Linked DNA regions of Homo sapiens: region 2 is linked to region 1. Evidence: chromatin contacts called from ENCODE Hi-C or POLR2A ChIA-PET data. All regions are on one chromosome and are shown on one strand. Each heading gives the region's core, a stretch centred on a gene start or an enhancer-like site at or near the end of the contact. The rest is flanking DNA. Distances are from core to core; before and after follow the strand shown. Region 1 overlaps EBF1 (EBF transcription factor 1). Region 2 overlaps EBF1 (EBF transcription factor 1).

What was found. Hi-C counts contacts between places; a loop is a spot of excess contacts on that map. ChIA-PET counts read pairs that join two places held with the same protein, here RNA polymerase II (POLR2A). Pooled maps may share reads with other maps.
Region 2: a loop to region 1 is called in a map of B cell, with 2.1 times the contacts of the local background. The contact joins two enhancer-like sites. A Hi-C loop is called at or near these places in 6 of 168 maps with a recorded cell type or tissue (B cell, GM12878, aorta and 3 more), 27 of 37 single-sample maps with no recorded cell type and 15 of 50 pooled maps. POLR2A ChIA-PET finds 5 or more read pairs at or near these places in 5 of 52 experiments (GM12878, OCI-LY7, activated T-cell and 2 more).

Annotation. Positions count from the first base shown.
Region 1 is chr5:158,808,583-158,815,082 of GRCh38, forward strand. The region is part of intron 8 of EBF1 (EBF transcription factor 1); the gene reads right to left. Among named protein-coding and RNA genes, the nearest start is that of EBF1, 290 kb to the right of the region's middle. Within about 2 kb of position 3,934, at least 9 of the 41 ENCODE cell types and tissues checked have a DNase peak (open chromatin) inside an H3K27ac peak, as active enhancers do; they include B cell and GM12878, where a contact is called at or near this core.
Region 2 is chr5:158,845,239-158,851,630 of GRCh38, forward strand. All of the region lies in intron 6 of EBF1 (EBF transcription factor 1), which reads right to left. Among named protein-coding and RNA genes, the nearest start is that of EBF1, 250 kb to the right of the region's middle. Within about 2 kb of position 3,578, at least 2 of the 41 ENCODE cell types and tissues checked have a DNase peak (open chromatin) inside an H3K27ac peak, as active enhancers do; they include B cell and GM12878, where a contact is called at or near this core.

The DNA of each region.
Region 1 (6,500 bases), core at 2,684-5,183:
TCCTCAGTTTCTACCACTTTAATTGAGGACAATAATTATAAGACAGCCCACCTCATAGGATTGTTGTAAGGTTTGAATGAGTTAATCTATGTGAAGAGTTCAGTACAGAGTGGGCAAAAATTGTGAGATGATGACGAAGAGGAGGAGGAAGAAGAGAAGTTGCTGTAGGAGAAGGAGAAGGAAAATAGGGAAGAAGAAAAGAAAGATGGTAATGACCAGCTTCCCAAATCCACTGTCTCCAAACATCCTTTGCATGTTCCCAGCATATTTTTTTATGAAAGATATACCACTTACTTCCATCACCCAAACAGTTACTTGCCAAAAAGATCCATCTTTTGCATGAAGGTGTCTCTTTCTATCCCAGTCTACAAAACACTAACCCTTTAGTGAACTCTTCCTATCTTTCCCATTTATTATTTACTGCACTTTTCCTTGAACTCATCTTGATATATGCATGTGTTTATAGCTGGGCATGTATATACATAGGCAAATCACCCCAACTAGTCAACGCATCCCTTGCAGACAGGGACCTCATTCATTTACAAACTGGGTAGACAGTACTCTGCACTCAACCCATACCTGACAATTAACTAGCATTGTTAAGTTTTTAAAGGGTTTTACCATACATTATCTTAATTATTCTTTATATCAACCTTGAGCAGTAGGCAAACAGACCATGTTCCTCATTCCACTTTACAAATGACATAGCTGAATCTCAGGGATTCAACTGGACTTGAGACTTTGAGAATCCATGTTGATTGATATAGTCAAATGTTTAAAACACCCAAACTACGCTTCAACTTTGGTGTTTATCTGAAATTTCTGTTCAGTTTGGCTAAAATATTCACTTCAATCATACAAATACAGCCAAAGTCCCATAAAATCTTAAGTTGTGCAATTTCTTATCCCCAAGATAGAGGGTGGATATTTATTAACTTTACAGAATATTACTACTCTATTTCCAAGTAAAGTTATTTTCCCCCTAAGACTCAGACCCACATATGAATTACAGTAAAATCTCTCTCCACCTTCTTCTATTTCCAAGTTCAGAAAATGGCATCCTAATATAATAGCACAGGTGCCAATTTAAATACAGGAACATTGAAAATACTGCCAAACTTCCAGGCTTAGAAGCTTTTCTGTTGTTACATGTTGGGCTGCTAAACACACACTGAGTCTGAACATCTAACACAAACGATAGCAACACTATGAGAAACATTTTTAAAGTATCAGGCAGTTCCTTTTAACTTTCATTTTTAATCTGGACATTGTCCATTCCAATGGTCTTCACTATAGAATGTTGCACGTATCATGAAAATAATAACAATTTACTAACAAATAGACTATTCTAAAATAGTACCTTAATAACACTTTCCCCCAACTCTCTTTTTCTTTTAAACAGCAAAGATTGGATTCCACAGGCCTTTAGCTAACCAAATCAAGGAGAGTTTCTAGGATTCTGCCAAAGTTGAAAGGTAGAGGAATATGAGGTTTGACTTTATAGATTTGTTGCACATAATAGTTACTGGAAAAGCACAGCTGGTTTGATGATTCCGCCAGAAGATTTTGGCAAAGAAAGACCAAAGATATATTTTCTTCCTCTATCAAGAAATGATCCAATACATTGGAACTGGCTGGGATATATCCCCCTCACCCACCAGCCCACGGATAATACACCCAACAGCATTTGCCTCAGGCCCAGCACATAGTAGGTGCTCAGTATCTGTTGGCTTCTCCAGCTATGTTCAAAAGAGAAACAGATAAAAAACAATGAAGAATTAAAGATCTCAATTTGTACCAACTACGTTCATTTTAATTATCATTCTTCTAAATAGTAGCCCAAGTACATTGCTCTCTGTTCATATTCAACATTTGCACTATCTTGAAATTTTTATTACTTTGCCCCAAGGACGATGAAAGAAACTGAAGGGTTGAGAAGAGGCCTCAAATCTGACACTGTCTGTGTCCCTGTTCCCTGGGTCCCCTGCTGCATTTCTCCCCAGAACTGTGGATGAAAAATGTGGGTTTGAACAACTGGTATCCTGCTGATTGCAACTGTCAATTAAATAAGCCAGCAACACAGGAGCATATGTTCGCATATAAAATATTGATTAATTTCACAGATTGGGATAAAAATATATTAGTACTTGGGTTCTGCTTTCATGCTTAGCGTTCAGATATGCACTCAGTCCATTCAGATCTATTTCTGCACCCTGTGGGCTCAAGAGTGTTACTTTTGTGTTTCGCTTTTCTTATCTTTCTCTGGTTGCCCATGTTAGTGCTTCTGTTATAACTGACCAGCAGCATACGTTTAAGCAGGATTTTAATTACTAGGTCATCTCCCAGCCGACTTGCCCACGGCAGGCCGGCAGAAAAGCCACAATCCTGCAATCCATGCTTCAGATTTTCTCTTGTGTCCCTCCAGGTAAATCTCTTTTTTTTGAGGATGCTAAAATCATGCTGATGGCATCATATTCATCTGATAACAATGATGACCACCTAATTTCTATAAAGTATCATTTCTGTCCACTGAGTATTTCAAGTTGCAGGGCTGGCACAGGGAGTTTGAGATGGGGTGCCTGATAGTGTGACGTGATACCAGGACTTTTTATCTTAACCCAGAAAAGCACCTTCCCATATATCACTGCACATGCCAACTAACTTACCCTTGGGATTTAGCATAGATCTGGCTTTTCAATTTGCCTTTGAGTAATGTCGTCAATTTGTTTCAATTGAAGCAAGTATTATATTACATGCTCAAATAGCAGGAGAATTTCTCTCCACGTCTGAAGTCCAATGTGGAGGGGAGGTTAGCACTGACTAAACAATAAGAAAAAACAGTGGTGAGGACCCCTGTGTCAACTACTTGGAGATTCAAAAGCTGCAGATAAAAACCTAACTTTGGCCACGACCAAATCCTTAAAGGATGGCCTCAGTTTCCCAAATGTGTTTAGTAAAACTAATAATACTAGTGCCCTCCCATGGCTGTTAAGAGCATTAAAAGAGATCATACAAAGTGCTCAGCACTGAACTTGATGCAGAGAAAGTACTTAACAACCGCTATCGTAACAGTAAGGCCATGATCACCCAAAACACTGCTCTAAATGCTACCATTTTATGGACACTGAGTTCTGTTAGCTCATGATTAAGAAACTGCAATGGAACCACATCTCAAAGTCAAAGAGTAAACAACCTATGGAAATTTTCCAAGTTTAGTTTCTCAAAAATGGATCTCAGACCTAACCTACCTTCCCTATTTGCCCTCCCTACAGCTTCTAATGTTTTATCCCCACGTGGAATTTTGAATATGTGTTCCCCTCTCCTGTTCATTCTCATTGAAAATTTTAAAAGTTTCCCTGATTCTTCAGACTTGGCTGAGTCCCCCAGTTCTAAGCTCTCTTAGGAGTCTGTATTTGTACCTTATAGCACTTAACCATCATTGCAGTTTAAATCATTCCGTGTGCCATTATTTGTCTAATATCGGCACATAAATACTTACACTCATGTGACAGTCTACGTCATAATGCTAACAACTGTCCCTGCCTTATCACCTCTGTAGCCCTATTGTCTGATATAATTGGCAGTCAGTCAATAAACATGTGTTAGTGTTAAATAGATGAATGATTGAATGAATAAGCAAATGAACTAAAGAGGAATCACTGGTGTTATTAAGATGTTAAGGAACTAAACAGAGTAGCTGAAAAGTTAAGAATTCTTCCAAAAGTTATTAACAATTGCCACTACACCCACAATGGGCTTCTTAGGTTGACAACTGGTGGCTACGTGGAGTCCCATTTCCTGGGTCGACCTAGCCCCCATTTCAGCAGCAGGCACTCTATTCTCTTGGGGGTTAAAATTAGCACCAGTAAGCTCCCCCTTTAGTGGGCTCTAATCATGCAAGGACCCAGGTGGATCTTGCTGACAGATGTTAAGGTTAGAAGGAAGGGTAGCAGCCAGATGAGAAAACAGAGCCACCCCCTTCCGGAGGTACCAGGACTTCCTGCCTTTAGACCCGGTGGTTCCTGCCTGCCTGCCCCTCCCCCATGCATCAGTTTCAACACAGTTGCTGCTCTTTCTGTCATCTGAACTCAAATTCTATCTCAGAAATTGATGGGCGATCCTGCCCTTGACAACACAATGTCAGCCTTGCTCAGTGTCCAGCTGGTTCCGTATGTATTATCATAATGCGCTGCCTGGGTGGACCCTGGCTGATTTTCTCTCCTGATGCAAGTCCTCTTTCCAAACTAATTTCTGCTCTCTGACATGCAGACCCTACTTGTTTAAAAATAAAAAAACAGCAGCTTGGGAGTTTTATTTTTTAAAATCCTGTTAGGATATTTAAGTCTATTCTAACAGTAAACTGAGCCTAAAGGACTTTCTTTTAAAAATGATTTGACTCAAAAAAAGAATGTTTCCCAGGGTCCTACACTGTTTCCTGGTGACTTGAAAGAATTATTACTTCCCCCAACCCTTACAGCCCTCTCTAACAGCATTTCCCAAACTTCAGTCCTGATTTTCCTCTATCCCTGTACCACTTACACTATTATTTACTTAATAGTATTTAGCTGCTATGTTTGTTTAGATCAACTTTTTCTTTAACTTTAGTCTTGCCCTAAGCAATAATAGCTGTGAGATCATGATTTTGAAGTTGGAGTTATTGTTTTGTTTACGCATTAACATAAACACACAACCATTAAAAATGTTTAAATGTTTATCCTCCATTTTCTAAAATTATCTCACCTACTGCATGGGAAATAGTGGTCTGAAAGCTCACTGCAAACTATCAAGCCGCTTGTACACAACACCTTCCCAGCTGAAGAAATCCAGGGAGAAGAATGCAGGGTGAGAGCTACCTAAGGCACAATGGCTATGTATGCCACATTTCTATGGCTTTTCCAGGCCTCCTAGAACCAACTGTTAACCTCCTGCAGAGATGGCCAAGGTGGAGGGAAATTGGATCCTTTCACCTGGGCATTTTGGTAGCCACTTTTCCAAGGCTGCAGGTGTGTAGCCCCTCAAGACATAAAAGAACCTCTCACAGAATTAGCTGGGTTCAAAAAACAAATCATCAGAGCTTGAAGGGCTCTTCCAAGACCCACCTTAATTGATGAGGAAACAGAGGCCCAGAGAAATCAAAGTACATACTCAAAGTCATGTAGTAAGGTAGTGGCAGAGCTTGGTTTTAATTTATTTCTGCACATATAACTGAAAATGGTCAAACAAAAATATTTCAAAATCAACCCCTGGCCACTGCTTCTAAATATCTCATCTTAAGAAGGGTTTATGAACAGCACATCAAAGCTTCCACTTGCCCATAAACATCATTTGAAGCCTCTGAAATTCTCAAGTGAGGGGAGCTCCTGTGACAGATAAGTATAGAGACAGCTTGGTTTGAAACAATCAATTAGGCAAATCAATGCAATTGGAATTATGATGCTTTTGTAACCAAATATAAGACAAAAAAAATTAGGCTTAAAAAAGTTCTGACCAGGCTGGCTCATACCTGTAATGCCAGCACTTTGGGAGACCAAGGGGATGTAATTGCTTAAGCCCGGGCATTGAAGACCAGCCTGAGCAACATAGGAACCCTGTCTCTACAAAATCAAAATAATTAGCCTGATGTGATGGAGTGCACCTGTAGTCCCAGCTACTTGGGAAGCTGAGGTGAGAGGATAGCTTGAGTGCAGGAGTTTGAGGCTAAAGTGAGCTATGATTGCACCACTGCACTTCATAGCCTGGGCAACAGAGCAAGGCCCTGTCTCATTAAAAAAAAAGTTTTTACATAAAGTCCTGTCATTTCTGGCCAAAATATAAGTAGAAAGCAACAATCTTTCCTCCCCAAATCTCCCCTACAACACACAACACACCACACTTTGTGCTTATTAAAATTAGTAAGGTGTGACTCACTCATTTATTAGCTCAACCAACCAAATACTGGAAATTTCCCACAGTTTACAGGTTTGTCAAGAAATTCATATAAGAAACTAGCCTCCCTATATCCAAATCGGTTTCCCATGTTATTTCTAGCATGAGGTTTACAAACTCTTCAGTATCCTAACGGTTGTTTAACTCATCATCTCATCATTTTCTCATGGACTCCTTCCTCCACACCTTGTACACGTGCCAGAGAGCCCATATGGTCAACAAATGATTTCTAGGGAGATGAGTTAGGACATTCTTGCAAATAAATAAAATATTACCAGCATCCTTATTATCTTGCCAGCCCCACAGAAAATATACTAGTCATCGAATAAAATCAGCATTTTTTAAAATTCAACTAGCAGAATGTGTCCCAGCCATGGGAAAAATTTCCTTCAGGTTTCTGAAGGAAAATCAACTATAAAGTAAATATACATGATGTGCCCCATTTTTTAAAAAGATATGCTCTGGGCTAACTTTTGAAAAGTCTGTTGAAGATACCAGCACAATTGCCTTGCTTGTGTTAAGAAAAAAATAAGAACAATAGGATAGGAGATGGAAGGAATTTCTCATACTGTAAT
Region 2 (6,392 bases), core at 2,328-4,827, 36 kb after region 1:
GCTAAGAGAAGCCTGAGTGAATTTCAACAATTCCTGAACCTCAGTGGCCTCATTAAAACATGAGAATAATAGTACCTCTCTCCTAGGATCACTGTGCAGCTTTCACCGTAATTTTAGCTTTACTCCTTAATTAATTGGGTGACTTTAGATAAATTATTTAACCTCTCTGTGCCTCAATTTTCTCATCTGTAAGATGGGAGGAACATCGGAACCTACTTTAAAGAGTTAAGAGAATTAAATGAGTTAACATATGTGGAGTGTTGAAATAGTACCTGCCATAGAGGAAGTGATAATTATTTTCTTCATCATTTATCCCTGGCAACTGCTCACTGCCTAGCACTCAGAGATGTTGAGATTTTCAGATACAAAAAGTATTCTTCACTCTTTAAATGTTAAGGTCAAGAAAAGAAGCAAAGACCTATGTACCCAATGAGAACTATAGGTTTCATTGAATGACCTACAAAAAGAAAAAAAAAAAAAAGAAGAAGAAATAACCACCAAAGAAAGATAATAATGACTACAGCAGCTTTACCCAAAGGCTAAGACACATAAAGGAAAGGGGTAGTGCCTTAAATCGTGGAGAACTCCAGCCAGTCAGAACTGAAGGGCACACACAGTAAAACTGCCCATTAGGCAACAGCTTGTACATCATTAATTATTATGTAAAGCATTGCAATCAATCTGGGCTGAGCAGGTTGAGTTTTTACCTCCCCCAACCCAAATTCTGAAAAATCACGTTTGGATTTTTGCAGCTGCTCTCATAATGTCCATGCTAGACAGGAAATGCATCAAGGCACACCTAAACTGAGACACAAAACCTACATTTGCAATCTTAAGGCTCCTCGAAAGTTCCTCTTGACTTATGCCTGCAGATGGTTATGTGGCAGATGATCCTTCCCGCAGATATTCAGGACACGGAGACTTGCTCTGGCCCAATGCAGGAAACAGCTGTGTGGAAACAACTGTGGGTTCCCTTCTGTGTGAAGTTCAAGCTGCTCCCACCCCACACACACTGGAGGGTAAACAGCAAAATGCCTCATGATTAAAAGGACCTCTTTGGAAAAGTTGTTTCCATAGACGGCACCATCACCTTTGCTTTGAAAAAGAAATGCAGAACCTCCTGCCTCCATGTCCAAGCCTACTGCCCAGAAATAGCCAAGGAAGTCTTTCTAAGAGTCTAAGGATTATCTCCCAAATTGAAAATATTGAACCAAAAAGCACCTATCCCTACCCAGCCCACCTGAGCTGCCAGGGGCTTTATCCGAAGGTCATCACTACCTCCTGGTAGCCTTCAAAGACACAGAGCTCTGAGAAGAGGTAAACAAGAGTCTCAAGGCCCTGAAAAATGGATCTCCCTTGCAACAGAGCAGGCCAAAACAGTGAGAAGGAGAAAACTCTATTTTCAATGTCAAAGAAAGCGTTTTGGTTCCTAGCACACAGAAGTAGTTGTAGAGTACAGTTCATCCATGTGAAAATCTGATACCCATAAGGCTGCCAAAATCCCAGGATGCCACAAGGGCAGGCTGAGGAGGCTGAACCCATGTAAGGGTAAAGGTTGCTCACTGCCGGGCTGACTTCCTCTCCTTTTCTGATATTAACATGCATTCCTGAGAGAGACCCTCTTTGACTTAAGCACCAATCATTCTGTTTGAGAGGTGGGGTGGGCAGAAAGGGGAGGAATAAGATCCTGGAGGGAATTCTGCACAGATGAAGCAAATTCTCTCCTCTCTCCCTGCAGTGGAGGGTGGAATGGTACCGAGTTGTGGCACTATCTTGGGGATCCCAGGGGGAGAGCATGTGGCTGCCCCTATTCTTGGCCACTGATTTCAAGAAGTTTACCTTTTCCACTGGCCAAGGTCCTTTAGATCTTGGGCATTTCTGGAAAGTGTTCTCAGCCTGAAGGGATGAACATGATCAACCTGAAAAGCATTCATTACCTCAGAGCTCAGAGTATGCCCTTGAGGGAAGGGCATCATTAGTGGCAAGAATTTAAAAAAACAAAATGGTTTTGTCATAGCACAGCAGCCAATGAAAGAATTTAAAAATAGTTTTAAGGAAAAGGACGCACTCCACGTAGGTCTCCTCATACTAGAAGTCAAATCTGAAAGGCAGGAAAAAGTCTTGAGACAGTGAATAGGTAGAGGACAGGACAACTAACCAGTTGCCAATGGGGAAAGAAAAAATTACAATTTCTTAGAAATGACACAGAGAAGGGAGGTTAGAGCAAGGGGGCTGTAGCTTAACACTGACTTCTGGCTATCTGGCCCAACTTACTCCCCTAGCAATGTCTGACTGGAAATTTAAGAGAGAAAGAATTCTAAGTTCATGTGTGGTAGAGAAGATGTTTATCCTCACGGATGTTCTTTTACACAGATTACTCAAATGCCAAGTGTTTCTTGCCAAAACATATTAAGGTGCAAACTCTGGCCCTGGGCGAATATTTGAAGTCATCCTAATGATTTGAAATGTGGCAGAAATGAGGCAGATCACAAAACCAAGTGTCCGTCTGTCCTTCTTGGAACTGGGGACAGACTGAGGACACATTTGTTTTAAACTGTTTCCATTACAAGGAACCAAATTTCTACTGGGAATCATGGCCACAGAGTTCCTGCAGACCAAGGGACAGGTTTTGAGCAAAGGTATCAGGACTTGCACTTCTGGATTACTGGTGTAAATCTTTCCCCAGGCTGAAAAGGATGCACAGGCAGGTGGCAACTTTGCTTCAGTAACAGCGACCCACCCCACAAAGCCAAGCATAAAAAATGAGGCAGAAGGAGCCTCAGCTCCTCAACTTAGCAGTTACTACAGCAAACACAAGCACTGCACCATGTGTAAGGCCGTGTCCTGAGTGCTTTGCATGTATCAGTTTACTCTGTACAACAGTCCTATGAGATTCTACTTCTTTTCTCATTTTACAGATAATGCTACCAAGAGGTAAGGTAATTTGCCCAAGGTTTCCCATCTAGTAACAAGTGGAGCTGAGATTTGAACATAGGCAGTTTGACTCCAAAGCCCACATCCATTAAACTATATTCTTTACATGTTATATATATATCGTGGGATCATTGACCATTCTGGTTATATTCTTATTATCATCACCAGATTCATTCAAAATTACAACTGAAGCCAGCATAATCATTTCACTAGAAATGCCAACACTTTCACTAGATTATAGCCAATTATAAATTTTAATATTTTTTGAGTTTGCTCCCAACCACTCTCACCCTATTTGTGATCCCTCAAATGCATTTTAACCATAATGAAAGACCAGTGGGTGATCTGGTAACAGAACCAACCCAAATATGGAGAACAGTGGCCAAAACAAAACCAATGTAATCTGGGTCTCTTGGGAAGTGTCAATGAACATCACCATAAGGATTAAATTATACTATATGTAATTATGATAGTCACCAGTCACTACTTTTGTGTGTGTTTCATGCAGACAGAAAGCCAGGGGTTGAAAATGAAAGGCTGTTAATATCTCCTTGTTCAGTACATATGTGTTTAGCATTTTAAAGCAGATTCATTTAGAATCTCACGTTAGAATTTCACTTTTCCCTTCTAAGGACTCAGAGGGTTTCGATATTAACTTCCCCTGTGGAGGTGACAGATGTCAGAGAGAGATCAAGAAGTTCAAGTCCACAGTAACTGAGGCATACAGTTCTGCCTGGATGCTCAACTTATGATTCAAGACTTCAAAAAGTACAAATGTTCGTTGTCACACATTCATTCACTTACTCAACCAACAGACCTTTCCAGAGAGTCCAATATGTAGTGATGCTTCTCATTCAATACCAATTTTACTAAGAGCACCATGATTTTGGTTCAAGTTTTTCTCCAAAAGAAAAGTAAAAAAGAAGACAACTCTTTACATTCAAATTCCCAGGAAAACTTTTGACTCTTAGGATGATAGAGTATTCAAGTAATTGCCAAGGAAGATTGAATACTTTTAAAATATTAATCAGTTGTGGCTGTTCTGGCAGGGGCTAGATCAGTGAATCTTTCAAAGTCCCTAATAATGCCAATAATATGCTCTCCTACTCTTCACTTTTCAGCATTCTTTGCTAAGTCACACCAAGCTACATCCTGTGCCCTGAACATGAAATCTCCTTCCTGCCTTCACCATAGGCTGCCTCCCTGGATCTGAAATGCCTCCCTCACTCCCACACCATCTCAGCTTCCCATCATCCCACTTATCCCTCCAGGTGCGGTATAAATGTACTGAGCTCATGAAACCTTCCCAGATACCCAGAGCTAGAATTAATCCCTGCCACCTACACTCTGTTACAGCACTTGTCACACTTGGTCTTCACTGCAAGGCCTGCAGTTGCTTGTATAATGGTCTGCCCCTGCAAGACACCACGGACTTCTGATAGTGCCTTTCCATTCCTGACAGCTCCTTGCACAGCTGTACATGCAAAGCACTGAATACACAGCTGACTTAAACTACCTGCAAATATTAATGGCAGTTAGCTTTGAATTATAGCACAAAGATTATTTCTTTCTTCTATATTTTCTGACTTTTCTATGAATAGGCACTACTTTAATGAAATAACAAACAACTGCATTGTAAAACTTCAAGTGAATATCATTCAGCACAGAACCTAGGGATGTTGGCCCCATTCTACAAGGAATAAATTAGGAACTAAAGATTACGAGTGGCTTTCTCAAAGTTTCTATGCTCTAAGATTTACCATTTAACTCAAATGTGAACAGTTAAGAGCTATCCATCTCACACTCTGTAAAATGTACATCATTTATTAGTTTCATATTGCATAATTCATACATGAGTATCAACTGGGAAGGCTCCACACCATTGGTGTCCTTAACTTCCTACTTAATATTTTAAACTTTGATGTTGAGAAATTTTTATCTCCAAGTTAAACCTGCCATTGTTTTCCCATCATTCAAGTGTAACCCAAAGGAATAAAAGGCCATATAACTAAAGTCTGTTTAGTTTCTTCTCCAAAATTCTACAGACCATTCTGTTGACTTTTGTTGAAACCCTTAGTTAAAACTCTTAATGATTTACTATTTCTTCATTCAGCCTATTTTCTTAGGTTATCTATTTATTCATTCAGTCTGTCCTTATTCAATAAGTATTTACTAAGCACCTACTTTGCACCAAACAGAAGGCATACAACAGACAACCCAGTCCCTTCCCTTGTGAAAGTTCATTGAAGTACAGTTCTCATGCTGTCTTCATCAGAATTACCTCAGAAACTTGTCCTGGCAGAGAGAAAGTAGGAACTGTATGAAAATTTCTGTACGTACTCTTTCCTGTGGGATGAGTCCACTTGGACCAGAGGGGCATTTGAAGAATTTTGATGCACACTAAAGCTTGAGAATTGATAGCTAGTTGATTCTTAAAATTAATAATACCATACTATGTGATAAGTGAAATGATGGAGCTATATACCAGAAATTGTGAATTGCCTGGGCATCTCATCATGTGCAATTGAAATTCAGCATAAAAACTTAAGTAGGGCCAGGTGTGGTGACTCACGCCTGTAATCTCAGCACTTTGGGAGGCCGAGGCGTGTGGATTGCTTGAGGTCAAGAGTTTGAGACCAGCCTGACCAACATGGTGAAACCCTGTCTCCACTAAAAATTTAAAAATTAGCCAGGCATGGTGGCGGGCACCTGAAATCCCAGCTATTCTGGAGGCTGAGGCAAGAGAATCACTTGAACCTGGGAGGCAGAAGTTGCAGTGAGCTGAGATGGTGCCAGCCTGGGTGACAGAGCGAGACTCCATCTCAAAAAAACAAGTCAAAACACTGCTGAGTAGAAATAAAAATAAAATTTCCCCACCCATCCTCTCTTATCCCAGCACAAGCTGCAGGGAAAGAAAAAGGTTCCTAGCCAGACATGATGGCTCATGCCCATAATCCCAGCAATTTGGGAGGCAGGCGGATCACCTGAGGTCAAGAGTTTGAGACCAGCCTGGCCAACATGGTGAAACCTCGTCTCTACCAAAAATACAAAAATTAGCCAGGCGTGGTGGTGCACACCTGTAATTTCAGCTACTCAGGAGACTGAGGCAGGAGAATCACTTGAACCTAGGAGGTAGAAGTTGCAATGAGCTGAGACTGGGTGACAGAGTGAGACGCTGTCAAGAAAGGGAAGAAGGAAAGGGAAGGGAAGGGGAATGGGAGGGGGAGGGGGAGGGGAGGGGAAAGGGAAGGGAAGAAAGAAAAGGAAGAAGGGAAGGAGAGGGAAGGGGAGAAGGGAAGGAGAGAAGGGAAGGGGAGGAAAGAAGAGGGGGGAGAAGGGAAGGGGAGGGGGGAGAAAGGAGGGGAGGGGAGAGGGGAGGAGAGAGGGGAGGGAAAAAGGGAAGGGGAGGGAAAAAGGGAAGGGGAGGGGAGAAGGGAAGGGAAGGAAAGGGCAGGGAA